Linked DNA regions of Homo sapiens: all the other regions are linked to region 1. Evidence: chromatin contacts called from ENCODE Hi-C or POLR2A ChIA-PET data. All regions are on one chromosome and are shown on one strand. The core of a region is the stretch at or near the end of the contact, and the rest is flanking DNA. Distances in the headings are between cores, read along the strand shown.

Region 1 (2,825 bases), core at 183-2,682:
CACACATTATCACACACCCCTTAGTATCCTTCTCTTGAATATAAGGCATCAAACAAATAATTTTTAAGATACCCTCACTCGTGGCTCACACCTGTAATCCCAGCACTTTAGGAGGCCGAGGTGGGTGGATCACCTGAAGTCAGGAGTTCGAGACCAGCCTGGCCAACATGGCAACACCCCATCTTTACTAAAAATACAAAAATTAGCTGGGCGTGGTGGTGCACCCTTGTCATTCCAGCTACTTGGGAGGCTGAGGCAGGAGAACTGCTTGAACCTGGGAGGCAGATGTTGCAATGAGCTGAGATCGCACCACTGCACTCCAGGCTGGGCAACGGAGTGAGACTCTGTCTCAAAAAAAAAAAAAAAAATACCCTCACTGTTAGTGAGTCCTTGTGTTTACAACCTGAACACAGGAAAAATCCATTCACAGGTTTTCTACACAGTGGAGTCTTGCAACTTGCAGGTTCTACACGGTACCTACCTGATCATACAGAAGTCCACGGATCAGTGAGGATAGGTGAAACTTGAGGCTGGTTTCAACACAAATCTGAGCTTGAATTATACTTTTTTCGTCTAAATAAAAAGGGCACAAAAATCGCTTATGAGGCCTTTTGTAGGGAGTAATATGTACGTATAGTAAAATGTATTTACTGAGACTAATACAGTTGTTGCATAGAAAGACCACCCCATTCACTTAAAAAAAATTGATTTAAAGAATAAGAACCCAGGCTACTGGCTGTGCCTGAATTCACCAGATTCCTATCCAGCCATCTGGTCCCTAAAATGGGACAAGAAGCTTAAAGCTGTTTTCATCTGACTTGCTTAACTCATTTGGCTGGAGATTGTATGGTGACTCCAGATGCTTTAAATTCGTCACTTTAGGCCTTATAAGTGGACTCGGCTGAATTCTAAATAATTTCTACAGTGTATTCAGGACTGCAGAGATTTTAATGCCCTCCAGCAGGGTTTCCCAACCTGGGCACTAATGACATTTGGGGCTGGATGAGTCTTTGCTGGCGGCGGCTGCTTTACGCGCTGCAGGATGCTGAGCTGCTAGCATCCCTGGCCTCCACCCTCTAGATTACAGTAGTAGCACAGTCCCTCCTACCCTCCATTTTGTGACATCCCAAACCGTCTCCAACTATAGCCAAAAGTCCCCTGGGGCGCAGAATCGCCCCGGGTGAGGGCGACAGGGTGAGGACGACAGAGTGAGGATGACAGGGGCGCGGGGCCCGGACACCGGAGGAAACAGCAGCTTCGGGCTTAACTGAGCGCACAGCCCGAGGCCTCAGGGGCGGAAACCCGGCTCCCGGGAGGGACGCAGGCCCGCGGCTGGGGCCCCTCTCTGGACTCGGACTCACGGAATGAAGCACCTCTCGCGGAGACCGAAAGATTCTCCCAGACGCTGCAAGCGCGGCTCTTCTCACAAGACACAAGCGCGCTTCCGCTTCCGGTCTCCGGCTAGCCACACTGCACCTCCGCTTCCGGCTCCAGCTGGTCCCAGCCCAAAATGCGGCGTGTCAGGACCCCCGGGTTCAGGCTGCAGGTGCAGCAGCCGCGCACCCCAGCCTCCGGCTGAGGTGTTCTAGTTTGCTTAGTTATTAATAGAACCAGGTTGGGCCCTGGCTAGGGACAGCCGCGGAGGCAGGGTCGTCCTGGCGCGGGTCTGTGGCAGGGTTGGGGGCGGAACTAGCTCTTGAGCGGGGCTGTGGGCGGTACCAGGCCTGGAGGCGGGCCTGAGTGTTGACGGGGACCAGTTCCGGGGGCGGGGACCAACTCTGGAGCGGGGCTGTGGGCGGTACCAGGCCTGGAGGCAGGGCTGAGTGTGGGTGGAGATCAGCTCCGGGGGTGGGGAGAAGTTCTGGGGCGGGACCGTGGGCGGTACCAGGCATGGGGGCGGGGCTGTCAGGACAGAGACTAAGTTCCGGGGCGAGGTTGTGGGCGGGCATTAGGTTTGATGGGCGGATCTTGCTGTGGGTTAATACCAGGTTTGGTGGGCGAGTATGTGGACAAGATAAGGCAGTGGTGGGGCATGGAATGGGGTTGAGCTAGTAGGCTGAGAGGACAAGACTTGGTGGAGGTCAGTTTTTGGGTGTAGGGCTTTTTGTGGATTTTAAAACTGTTCAGGTAGCAGGATGCAAAATGAACTCTTTAAAGTTTTCTTCAGTCATTTCTCCACATTCACCGCCTGTTAAAATGATATAGCCACACATTTAGGGCGTGTGTGTGTGTGTGTGTGTGTGTGGCTTTTCGTTTGTTTGTTTTGAGACAGGGTCTCACTCTGTGGCCCAGGCTGGAGTGCAGTGGTGCAATCATAGCTCACTGCAGCCTCGACCTCCTGAGCTCAAGCCATCCTTCCACCCGGGCCTCCCACACTACCAAGCCTGACTATTTTTGTATTTGTTTGTAGAGAGGAGGTCTGTGTTGCCCAGGATGGTCTAGAACTCATGGCCTCAAGTCATACCCCACTTCGGCCTCCCAAAGTGCTGAGATTACAGGTGTGAGCCACACCACACCCAGCCTTTTTGTGTGATTTTGAGCTTCCTAATTTCTTTCAAAAATGGGATCATGTATGCATATTTCTCCCATCCAGAGGGGGACGAGGGGAGGGAGGACTAGGGAGGGATGTCTCCAAGTGAAAGCCAAAGCTGATTAATTGTCTAGTGCACATCTGGATCTACTGAAAAGAGAACTACATTTCTGGTGGAGAAAATAGGTGTTGGATTCATAGGAAGAAATAAAAAAGGAAATTTTAAAATTTAAGAGATCAAAAGAAAAAATGAGAAAAAATTATTAATGACATACTACTTGTTACATGTCTGGCT
Region 2 (2,825 bases), core at 90-2,589, 630 kb before region 1:
TGGGGACACACGAGGAGAAGGAGGAGGAAGCTTGGGAATAAGTCCAGCTGGGCCATGTTGTGAGGACATGGGGATGAAGTCTTAGTTCCAGGATGGGGCTGGGATGGAGTTTGGTGTTTCTTTTCTGTTTTTCTTTCTTTTTTCTTTTCTTTTTTTTTTTTGTGAGACAGAGTTTAGCTTTTGTTGCCCAGGCTGGAATGCAATGGCGCGATCTCGGCTCACCGCAACCTCTGCCTCCCGGATTCAAGCGATTCTCCTGCCTCAGCCTCCCGAGTAGCTAGGATTACAGGTGCCCACCACCATGCCCAGCTAATTTTTTTTTTTTTTTTTTTTTTTTTGTATTTTCAGTAGATACAGGGTTTCACCATGTTGGCCTTGAACTCCTGACCTCAGATGATCCACCTGCCTCGGCCTCCCAAAGTGCTGGGATTACAGGCGTGAGCCACTGTGCCCGGTCTCTCTCTCTCTCTTTCTCTCTCTCTTTCTTTCTTTCATCTCACTGTGTTGCCCAGGCTGATCTTGAACTCCTGGGCTCAAGTGATCCACTCACCTCTGCCTCCCCAGTAGCTGGGATCACAGGCATGCACCACCATGCCCTGCTAGTTTTTATAGTTTTTGTAGAGACAACGGCTTGCTATGTTGTCCAGGCTGGTCTTGAACTCCCAGGCTTAAGTGATCCTCCCACCTCAGCCTCCCAAAGTGCTGGGATTACAGGCGTGAGCCACCGTGCCCAGCCAAAACTGTCCATATTTGACCTGAATATTATCTCACGTATCTTTCTTTCCCCCCGCTTCCCTCCTTCCCTCCTACTCCTCCTTCTCCCTCTCCTTCCTTCTGTCTTTTTTTTCCCCTTCCTCTGCCTCTCTCTCCTCTTCCCTTTTTTCTTGCTGGGACTCAAACCTGGGACATTTGACCTGGGAGCCTATTTGCTCAATCATCAAGAGACATAATCTCATGGTGGGGTGTCTGCTGGTAAGTGCCGGGTGGCAGGATCCCAACTCCAGGCCGTCCTTCTAACCCAAGAGGCCCTGCCTCTGCCTAGAGCCTTCCGTGGCTCCCCAGGGCCCTCTGTGATCGGCCATAGTGGTATGATTCAGTGTGCAGTAACAGTGGTTCACATCTTGACGCTACCACTCACCTCCTTCAGCCCTGTGGGAACTTGCTGCTTAACATCTCTAGTTCTCACCCAATTCTCTTACCTGAGAAATGGAGATAATAATAACACGGACTTCACCCGGGTGTGGGGAGCACCAGGAGAGGCCATGCGTGTAATGTTATCCGGGTGGCAAGCCCATATTTAGGTCTATGAAAATAGAAGCTGTCAGTGGCTCTACTTTCAGAAGAAAGTGTCTCTCTTCCTGCTTAAACCTCTGTCTCTGACGGTCCCTGCCAATCGCTCTGGTCGACCCCAACACACTAGGAGGACAGACACAGGCTCCAAACTCCACTAAGTGAGTACGTATCTGGTGTGTTGGGGGTTGGCCATGGGAAGTGGAGATCAAAGCGCCCTTGGAAGAAACGACCTTGGGCTGAGCCTCAAGGGATGACCAGCAGGAGGTCACAACCAGAGAAGGGAGGTGGTGGGTGGTGAGGGGGCGGGGGTGGGGGCCGCAGTGTGGACAGAATCTCGAGGCATTCGAGTCCCTGATTTGGGGAAGTGAAAGCAGGCCATCTGGTCTGAGATGAGCTTGGTGAGTGCGCTGGGCCGATCATAGAGGGCCCTGGGGAGCCATGGAAGACTCTAGGCAGAGGCAGGACCTCTTGGGTTAGAAGGACGGCCTGGAGTTGGGATCCTGCCACCCAGCACTTACCAGTAGACACCCCACCATGAGATTATGTCTCCAGATGATTGAGCAAATGGGCTCCCAGCTCAAGGGTCCCGGGTTTGAGTTCCAGTCCCACCACTGCGTGATGGGGACAAATGACTTACCCTCTTGGAACCTCAGTTCCACTGAGAGAGGCCCCACAGAATGAGGACAGTCCCCCAGCATCCTGCCAGTAGGTTTACTGAGCACCTACTGTGTGCTGGTGCTTTGAATACTCCCAATTTACAGATGAGCAAACTGAGCTGCTCATCCAGGAAGAAGCCAGGACTCGGACTCAGGTCTGTCCAGCTGCCTCCCTGGACAGTTCCAGTCCCAGGATGGTCTCTGGGTTCCTCTCACAATGTCAAAAGGGCCAGCTTGAGCTGCCGCTAATCAGAGCCTGGCCGCGCCACACCCCACCTCCCTGAGGCTCCGAGAGAAGGGACTTACCTATAGTCAAGCAGCGAAAGAAGGTAGCCCGTGACCTCCAGGCCTGAAGGACCCCAAGTCCCATGCTCCTCAGCACATAGTAGATGCTTTAAAGTCAGAGGACTTGGTCGGGCGCAGTGGCTCACGCCTGTAATCCTAGCACTTTGGGAGGCTGAGGAGGGCAGATCACCTGTGGTCAGGAGTTCGAGACCAGCCTGATCAATATGGTGAAACCCTGTCTCTACTAAAATACAAAAATTAGCCAGGTGTGGTGGTGGGTGCCTGTAGTCCCAGCTACTTGGGAGGCTAAGACAGGAGAATCGCTTGAACCCGGGAGGTGGAGGTTGCAGTGAGCCAAGATGGTGCCATTGCACTCTAGCCTGGGTGACAGAGCGAGACTCCATCTCAAAAAATAAAAAAATAGGCCATGCACAGTGGCTCACGCCTGTAATCCCAGCACTTTGGGAGGCCGAGGCGGGCGGATCATGAGGTCAGGAGTTTGAGACTAGCCTGGCCAACATAGTGAAAACCCGTCTCTACTAAAAATACAAAAATTATCTGGTCATGGTGGCACGTGCCTATAGTCCCAGC
Region 3 (2,825 bases), core at 91-2,590, 590 kb before region 1:
GTCACTATACATCTGTCCTTGAAGCCTTATTTGAACAAAGAGTTCTGGTATCACTCGGATGCCTAGAAACTGTTGCCGTTCTGTGAAACCGACCACCAGAGGAAACCCATGCTTCTCATTGGCTGCCTTACTAAGATGGTGACTTGTTGCCCTGGTGACAAGTTGCAATGACAGGTGGCTCTGCCAAATCAGAACACAGTGATACTTGCTTCCCCTCCCGGGTGAAGGATGGAAAATAAAAGTAAAAGCCTTGGCGGCTGTCAGGCTTCTTTACCAAAGAGCTGGAGAGCACTCCTTGGCCCCATTTATGCAAACACTTCCCATCTACAGATGATCCAGCTTCGGAGTGGGAGTCTAAGCAGCTGCCAGGACCACCGCTTGGCAGAGGACAGGCTGGGGGCTCTGGCATGACCTGCTGGGGCCAGGCTGTGACTTGGAGCAAGAGGTAGCAAGAACCTCGAGGCAGTGAACATCAAAAGAGAGATTTCCGGGGCTAAACACCCTAGGTTTTTCCTTCCTCCTGAACCCTAACCCTAACCCTCTCGGCTCACTGCAACCTCCACCTCCCGAGTGCAAGCAATTCTCATGCCTCAGCCTCCCGAGTAGCTGGGATCACAGGCGTGCGCCACCACGCCCGGCTAACTTTGTATTTTTATTAGAGACGGGGGTTTCTCCACGTTGGTCAGGCTGGTGTCAAACTCTCGAACTCAGGTGATCTGCCCGCCTTGGCCTCCAAAAGTGCTGGGATTACAGGCGTGCGCCACCGTGCCCAGCTTATTTTTGTATTTTTAGTAGAGGTGGGGTTTCACCCTGTTGGCCAGGCTGGTCTTGAACTCCTGAACTCAAGTGATCTGCCTGCCTCAGCCTGCCAAAATGCTGGGGTTACAGGCGCCAGGCCAAGTATCTTATTTTAAAAGGTTACAAAGAATATAGATGTGGATAAAATAAAAGTTTCTTTGCATTACCACTTTCCTGCAAGAAATGAGGGGGAGGGGCTTATGAAACAACTCACACCCCCCCAATTGAGGAACTGTAGATGAAAGGGAAGGTGCTGACAGGCCCGTCTGGCCACGGTTTCCTGGAATAAAACTGAGCCACACACCTCCACAAATCCCCAGCCTCCGGCAAGTACCCCAGAAGTACTCACACTCCACCACCTTCTGTGATCGCAACAGCCCTACGCAACATTACAGAGGGCAAAACCCACGCTGGGGAAGGCGGGGCTACTGTCAAAAGGTCACCAGGGCCAGGCACAGTGGCTCACGCCTATAATCCCAGCTCCTTGGGAGACCAAGGCAGGAGGATCCGTTGAGCTCAAGAGTTTGAGTTCAGCCTGGGCAACACAGGAAAACCCCCGTCTTTACAAAAACTTTTTAAAAATTAGCTGGGTGTGGTGGCATGCCCGTGTAATCCCAGCCACTACTTAGGAGGCCGAAGGGGGAGGATCTATTGCTTCAGCCCGGGAGTTTGTGGCTGCAGTGAGCTATGATTGCACCACTGCACTCCAGCCTAAGTGACAGACAGAGACTCTTAAAAAAAAAAAAAAAAGGGCAGGGCACGGTGGCTTATGTCTGTAATCCTAGCACTTTGGGAGGCCGAGGCGGGCAGATCATCTGGCGTCAGGAGTTCGAGGCCAACCTGGCCAATATGGTGAAACCCTGTCTCTACCAAAAGTACAAAACTTAGCTGGGTGTGATGGTGGGCACCTGTAATCCCAGCTACTCGGGAGGCTGAGGTGGGAGAATCGCTTGAATCTGGGAGGTGGAGTTTGCAGTGAGCCAAGATTGCGCCACTGCACTCCAGCCTGGGTGACAGAATGAGACTCTGTCTCAAAAAAAAAAAAAAAAAGTGGGGCACCTATATTCCCAGCACTTTGGGAAGCTGAGGCAGGAGGATGGCTTGAGGCCAAAAATTCAAAACCCGGCCTGGGCAACATAGCAAGACCCCATCTCTATGAAAAAAAAAAAAAAAAAGTCACCAGGCCAGCTAGCCTAGATTTCAGAGCCAGAATTTGTCTGATGCCATTGTCTTTACTTTTTCTTTTTCTTTTTTTTTTTTTTGAGACAGAGTCTCACTCTGTCACCCAAGCTGCAGGGCAGTGGGACAATCTCAGCTCACTGCAACCTCTGCCTCCCAGGCTCAAGCGATTCTCCTGCCTCAGCCTCCTGAGTAGCTGGGATTACAGACATCCACCACCATTTCCAGCTAATTTTTGTATTTTTAGTAGAGGTGAGGTTTCACCTTTTTGGTCAGGCTGGTCTCCAACTCCCAAGCTCAGGTGATCTGCCCACCTCAGCCTCCCAAAGTGCTGGGATTACAGTTGCGAGCCACCACGCCTGGACTGCTCTTCATTCTTTTTTCAGAACTTTCCCAGCTGCCAACAGAGACAGAAACTGAATCATCTCAGAAGTGAATGAAGGAGGCTGAGGGCGGGTGGACTGCTTGATTAGGAGTTCGAGATTTGCCTAGGCAACATGGAAAAAGCCTGTCTCTGCTAAAAATACAAAAATTAGCCGGGCGTGGTGGCACATGCCTGTAATGCCAGCTGCTTGGGAGGCTGAGGCAGGAGAATCACTTGAACCCGGGAGGCAGAGGCTGCAGCGAGCCGAGATCGCGCCACTGCACTCCAGCCTAGGTAACAGGGCGAGACTCCGCCTCAAAAAAAAAAGAAGGGAATGAAGGACACCCAAAATGGAGCCTCTGTCTGCCAGGGCTTTGCTATCCTGGCCTGCCTATCCCAGCCCTGGACACCTCATCTCTGATCCCACCAGAGCGGAACCTTCCCATTCGCAGGGCCATTTCCTTACCCAGAAACCTTTTCACAA
Region 4 (2,825 bases), core at 109-2,608, 570 kb after region 1:
CCCAGCACTTTGGGAGGCTGAGGCAGGAGGATCTCTTGAGCTCAGGAGTTGGAGAGCAGCCTGGACAACATAGCGAGACCCCATCTCTACAAAAAATCTTGAAAATTAGCCAGGCGTGATGGCATGCACCTGCAGTCCCAGCTACTTGGGAGGCTGAGGTGAGAGGATTGCTTGAGCCCAGGACATTGAGGCTGCAGTGAGCTATGAGCATGCCACTGCACTACAGCCTGAGGGACAGAGCAAGACCCTGTCCGAAAATATATATATATAGGCCGGGCGCGTTGGCTCACGCCTGTAATCCCAGCACTTTGGGAGGCAGAGGTGGGCAGATGGCCTGAGGTCAGGAGTCTGAGACCAGCCTGAACAACATGGAGAAACTTTGTCTCTACTAAAAATACAAAAAAATTAGCCGGGCGTGGTGGCACATGCCTGTAATCCCAGCTACTCGGGAGGCTGAGGCAGGAGAATCGCTTGGACCTGGGAGGCTGAGGTTGTAGTGAGCCGAGATTGGGCCATTGCACTCCAGCCTGGGCGCCAAGAGCGAAACTCTGTCTCAAAAAAAAAAAAAAAAGGGTATAGATATAGATAAAGATAAATTACAATACTGGAGAGGAGGGGTGTTATTTTGGGAAAGCGAGGCAGCCCTGGGGACTCACTGTCCCCCTCCCAATATGAACCCAGCTGTCTTACTCCTCCACTCTCCTCCTTAGGCCAGGCTGGGGGTGACCCCACCTGGGACGAGCTCAATGCCCAGTAGAGGTGTACCAGGGGAGCCCACCAGCATCTGCACCCAATCATGGGAGGAAAATCGTGGTTTTACTATGCAGCTTCAGGACAAGCCCTCCAGGAACCTACCGCCCCCCACCCGCAAACCAGATCGCCGCTCCGGAGCCCCCAGCCCACTGGGAGGGCTCGCGGTTACTGCAAGGATTCTGGCGAATGAGGTCTAAATAGAATGAGAAGGGGGGCTGCGGACCGAGAAACTGAGGCAAGGCCTGGGGCGGGAGGGTGGAGGCTAAGGGGGAGGGGCAGGACTTCTCAGATGCCTGTTTACCAGGCGCTCCCCTCCCTTCCTCCGCCCAATTTCTGCGGGTGGCCAAGCCTGGCTGGGGGCTGGGACGGGGGAGACTGCACTGGTGGCTCCCTAAGGGGCCTCACCCCCAAGGCAGGGGTCGGAGCACGTGGCGTCCCGGACTTCTCTGGGAGGCCCCCTGGGGAGGGAGGTCCCTGCACCACCTCCCCCCACCCCAGCCCCCTCCATCATCCCGGGGCGGGACCAAGGGGCGGAGCGGGAGGGTGACCGGCCGTGACGCGTGCCCCGCCCGCTCATATAGCGGCTCCCGGGGGCGCAGGGACCGTGCTCCGCCGTCTCCGCCGCATCTTCCACCCTCGCCGCCGCCGCAGCTCCCCGCGCTCGTGCCACCGCCGCCGCGTCCACCCTCAGCGCCACCGCCATGCGGGAGATCGTGCACCTGCAGGCCGGCCAGTGCGGCAACCAGATCGGGGCCAAGGTGCTCGGGGAACGGGGCCCGGGGAGGCAGTGGCGGCCCCGGGGAGCACCGCGGGGTCGGTCCCCGGAGCACCCCGCAACCTGGGAGTCTTTGGAAAGGAATGAGGTCCCCAGGAGGCCAGCGCGCCCCAGGGGCCTTGGGGGAAGGGTCGCGGGGTGGGGGTGGCAGGGCCAGACTGGGAACAAAGAGGCTGCGGAGAGTGGGAGCCAGCCTTCTGTCCGCCTGTCACAGCTGGGCCCACAGCTGGGCCACTGTCCCCTCCTCACGCACAAAGAGCCCCGGTGCCTCCCCCGGGCTGCAGCCTGGGTGCGCTGGCACCAGCCGGCCCCGCTGGGTGCTGACTCGGCTGCACCCCGCCCCCACCGCTCCTTCTTGCTGCCTCATCCTCGCCCCGACACCATGCCTCTAGGTCCCCCGTTCACCTTGCTGGGGGAGAGGTGGCAGCTAGGGAGCTAGTTGGGGGCTGGGGGCAGTCCTCGGCTTGGCCACCGGCTTCCCCTCTCTCAACTCTTCCGACCACCTCTCTCTCTAGTTTTGGGAGGTTATCAGTGACGAACATGGCATCGACCCCACAGGCACATACCATGGGGACAGTGACCTGCAACTGGAGAGGATCAACGTGTACTACAACGAGGCCACAGGTAGGGCGAAGGAGGCACCTTCCAGGTGGGAAGGGGCAGCTGGGAGGGAACAGGATGCTACCGGGCGCCTGTGGTTCCTGGCACGCATCGAACTGCCCTCCATCTGTTTCCCTGCAGGAGGAAATTATGTCCCCAGAGCGGTGCTGGTGGACCTGGAACCCGGCACCATGGACTCTGTCCGTTCTGGCCCCTTCGGTCAGATCTTTCGGCCGGACAACTTCGTGTTTGGTGAGTCCCCCAGCAGGGAGCCAGAGGCTGGAAAACCTCCTTATTCCTGCTAACACCACAGAGTCAACAGCCACCACCGGGGCCCACAGACCAGAGATGGGGTGGACAGGGCACCAGGCACCAGCCCTGCATCCAGGGCTGTGATGAGGGGATGCTCAGGCCACTGTGAGAGCCCTGAGGAGGGCGGATACAGAGAAGGATTCAGGGAAGTCTTCCTGGAGGAGGTGGCATTTTAATTCAACGGTCTGAACCGGAACCAGACTGCCTGGGTGCACATCCCAATTCTGCCACTTCATGCATTCAACAAACAGTGAGCACTCACTGCATACCAGGCCCTGTTCTAGAAGCTGGAGATCCAGGTAAGAATCAAACAGCCGGAGCTCCCTCTCTGCCCCAGTGCAGCTCCCATTCTGGTAGAAGGTGATAGGCCACAAAGGAGATAAAT
Region 5 (2,825 bases), core at 157-2,656, 530 kb before region 1:
ACTGTCTGGGAGAAAGAGGGACAGGCTGGGGCGGAACCAGGAGACGGACAGCTGTCACTGAGACCCACACCCAGAACAGGTTGATCTGGGAAGGCCAGGGAGAGGGGGGATGGGCTGTGCCAACACCAGTGGGCAGAACCAGTGGGAGAAAAGGATGTACCCCCACAGCTCCCCGCTGGAAAGCCCAGACCTTAATTAACCCCTGTCTTCTCTGGCCAGGCCCTGACTCCTAGCTCTGGCCTGGGGTTGTGAAGCTGCCCAAAGCCGAGACTGAGTGTTTCCAGGGCCTCTAATCCCGGGGACCCGGGATTACGGCATCCTCCCCATTAGGGTGGCTCGGGCTCTCAGGCAAGCGGGCCTGGGGGAGGGAGTGAAGGATCTGCTCTAATGGGAGAAGGCCCCGCAGCCGGGAGGAGCGGGGGGCCCACCCCAGGCGATCTTGTACTACCCATTTCCCTTCAGCTGGGCTCGCCAACCTCCCCAGTAAAATGGGGCCATAAGTCGCAGCTGCCAGGCGCTGGAGGGGGCTATGGAGGCGAAAGGGGGTTCCCAGAGCTCCCCGGTCGCCGCCCGCAGCGCGGCCAGGGCCGACGCGGGGTGTGTGTTGGGGCCTGGGGGTCGTGCGGTGGTGGAGACCGGAGCGCTCGAGACCCCCCAGCGAGGTCGGGGTCTGGGTCTCCAGGGTGTGTGGCGGGGGAAGAGACCGAGAGGAGATCCTCGCAGGGGCGTGATGTGTGTAAAAGAGAAGAAGGCGTGCAAGGGAAGGCCTTGGGGGTGCGGGAGGCGGGAACGAGAGGTCCGCACGGGGAGACCCCACCCGGCCCGCAGACCCCGCCCGGCTCACCTGGAGGCTTGGACGCCGGGGACCCCCGCGCGGAGCTGGGCCGCGGGCCCCACCCCCACCGCGCTCCCGCAGCCGGCGGGGCAAAGTCCACCGCCCGGGCCGAGCAGGAAGCTCGGAGGCCCCGGCGCGGCAGGGGCCCGAGCCCGGGGACCCCCGGCGGCCGGCGCTATTGTTCCCACGGCCCCCTGCCTTCCCGGCCCGGCGCCCCGCCCCCCCCCAGCACCTGCCGCGCCCGGCCCGCCGCCCCCGACCCCGGTCCCCCGAGCCCCGGTACCTGCGCCCCCGAACGCGGCCCGCAGCACCCACGCCAGGCTGGCCGCCGCCTTGGCCCGCGAGAAATCGTACTGGTCCAGCGACTTGATCTCGGGCACTAGAAAGGTCCTCCGCAGCGGCCCGGGCCCGGGGGGCGCCGCCTCCACCATGGCGGCGCCGGGGCTGCGGGCGCCGGGTCCGCGCTCGGACTGGGCTGGGCTGGGCTGCGCCGCGCTCGCGCCCCAGCCGGGCCCGCTGCTGCTACCGCCGCTGCCGCCGCCGCCGCCGCCGCCGCTGCTGAGCCAGGTGCGGCCGCTTGCGCTGGCGACGCTGCGTCGGGCCCGCCCCGGGGAGGAGCCCAGGTGCGCCCCGCCCCCGAACCCGGACCCGGACCCTGGCGCGCCCCTGCGCCCCGCCCGGGCCCCTCACTGCAGTGTGCACGGAGCAGCAGGGGCGGGGCGGAGGGGGGCGGCCTGGACTGCGGCGATGGTGGAGGGAGCTTGCGGAGGACTGAGTGTGTATGTGTGCGCGCGCGCGTGTGTGAGTGTGTGCGCGCGCGCCTAGCTTACTGGAAAGGATTAGGGACCCTCTGTGTGTGCCAGCCCCAGTGTCTACCCTTAGGCGTAGGAGCTCCTGCAAGTGCTTGCAATAAACGCCGGCCCTCAGGCAGAGAGTGGTTGGGTGCACCTGTTTCTGATTATGTTAGTGAAGGCACAAGAATATGAGTGTCTTCGTATCTGTGTATCTCTGAATACATTTGGGTGGTGACCAAGTGTATTGGGGGGTGTCTAGGGGTGTGTGTGTGTGGGGTATGTATCTGGGCACGTGTAAGTGTGTGTTTAATTTGTTGTGTGTACAAGGATATGTATTATATAGATGTCTGTATCCTGAGGATGGATGGAAGTGATGAGTGTGTGTCTGTTTTTTGTTTTTGTTTTTGTTTTTGTTTTTGAGACAGGGTCTCACTCACTCTGTCTCCCAGGCTGGAGTGCAGTGGCGCGATCTCGACTCACTGCAACCTCCGCCTCCCAGGCTCAAGCGATTCTCCTGCCTCAGCCTCCCGAGTAGCTGGGATTACGGGGTTGCGCCACCACTCCCGGCTAATTTTTGTATTTTTAGTAGAGTTGGGGTTTCACCATGTTAGCCAGGCTAGTCTCAAACTCCTGACCTCAGGTGATCACCCGCCTCAGCCTCCCAAAGTGCTGGGATTACAGGCGGCAGCCACCGTGCCCGGCTGTGTGTGTGTTTTTGGAGTGCTGTGAGTATGTCTATCTCTGTGCATCTGAACGTACTGGTGTGTTGTATGAGGCTGTTATTGATGCCTCTGTCAATGCAGGAGTATGGAGAGACATTGAGAGTGTGTGTATTTCAGGCCGAGAGCGGTGGCCACGAGTGTAATCCCAGCACTTTGGGAGGCCAAGGCGGGCAGATCACTTGAGGCCAGGAGTTCAAGAGTAGCCTGGCCAACATAGCAAAACCCCGTCTCTACTAAAAATAAAATTTTTAAAAATTAGCCGGGCATAATGGTGCATGCCTGTAATCCCAAGTACTCGGGAGGCTGAGGCGGGAGAATCGCTTGAACCAGGGAGGCAGAAGCTGAGATAGTGCCACTGCACTCCAGCTTGGCCAACAGAGTGAGACCCTGTCTCAAAAAAAAAAAAAAAGTGTGTATATTTCTGCAAGAGTGTGACTATTTGTGTCTATGAGTGTCCTTGCGTAGCTGTACTGG

What was found. A loop is a pair of places that touch in the nucleus more often than their neighbours do. ChIA-PET counts read pairs that join two places held with the same protein, here RNA polymerase II (POLR2A). Pooled maps may share reads with other maps.
Region 2: a loop to region 1 is called in a pooled map, with 6 times the contacts of the local background. The contact joins the promoter of FCER2 here to the promoter of ZNF557 in region 1. A Hi-C loop is called at or near these places in 2 of 50 pooled maps. POLR2A ChIA-PET finds 5 or more read pairs at or near these places in 2 of 52 experiments (HepG2 and activated naive CD8-positive, alpha-beta T cell).
Region 3: a pooled map shows a loop between it and region 1 (7-fold over the local background). The contact joins the enhancer-like site here to the promoter of ZNF557 in region 1. A Hi-C loop is called at or near these places in 4 of 50 pooled maps. POLR2A ChIA-PET finds 5 or more read pairs at or near these places in 2 of 52 experiments (activated CD8-positive, alpha-beta T cell and activated T-cell).
Region 4: a pooled map shows a loop between it and region 1 (5-fold over the local background). The contact joins the promoter of TUBB4A here to the promoter of ZNF557 in region 1. A Hi-C loop is called at or near these places in 7 of 50 pooled maps. POLR2A ChIA-PET finds 5 or more read pairs at or near these places in 2 of 52 experiments (MCF 10A and activated CD4-positive, alpha-beta T cell).
Region 5: a pooled map shows a loop between it and region 1 (5-fold over the local background). The contact joins the promoter of CAMSAP3 here to the promoter of ZNF557 in region 1. A Hi-C loop is called at or near these places in 1 of 50 pooled maps. POLR2A ChIA-PET finds 5 or more read pairs at or near these places in 4 of 52 experiments (HEK293, PC-3 and activated T-cell).

What each region holds. Positions count from the first base shown.
Region 1 is chr19:7,068,310-7,071,134 of GRCh38, reverse strand. It overlaps ZNF557 (zinc finger protein 557), which reads right to left and starts at 1,432. Exons shown (of 8, transcript NM_024341.3): 1 at 1,362-1,432; 2 at 482-573.
Region 2 is chr19:7,700,645-7,703,469 of GRCh38, reverse strand. It overlaps FCER2 (Fc epsilon receptor II), which reads left to right and starts at 1,339. Exons shown (of 11, transcript NM_001220500.2): 1 at 1,339-1,455. LOC105372262 (a long non-coding RNA gene) reads left to right here. Exons shown (of 5, transcript XR_936296.2): 5 at 349-390. RefSeq lists an enhancer at 1,343-1,452.
Region 3 is chr19:7,655,891-7,658,715 of GRCh38, reverse strand. No RefSeq gene overlaps it. Among named protein-coding and RNA genes, the nearest start is that of RETN, 12 kb to the left of the region's middle. RefSeq lists an enhancer at 445-564. Within about 2 kb of position 1,340, at least 11 of the 41 ENCODE cell types and tissues checked have a DNase peak (open chromatin) inside an H3K27ac peak, as active enhancers do.
Region 4 is chr19:6,500,842-6,503,666 of GRCh38, reverse strand. It overlaps TUBB4A (tubulin beta 4A class IVa), which reads left to right and starts at 1,358. Exons shown (of 4, transcript NM_006087.4): 1 at 1,358-1,511; 2 at 2,044-2,152; 3 at 2,270-2,380. The coding sequence starts at 1,455. RefSeq lists silencers at 1,102-1,371, 1,382-1,561, 1,732-1,841.
Region 5 is chr19:7,594,444-7,597,268 of GRCh38, reverse strand. CAMSAP3 (calmodulin regulated spectrin associated protein family member 3) reads right to left here and starts at 1,406. Exons shown (of 17, transcript NM_020902.2): 1 at 1,119-1,406. The coding sequence starts at 1,266. RefSeq lists an enhancer at 1-427 and a silencer at 1,267-1,706.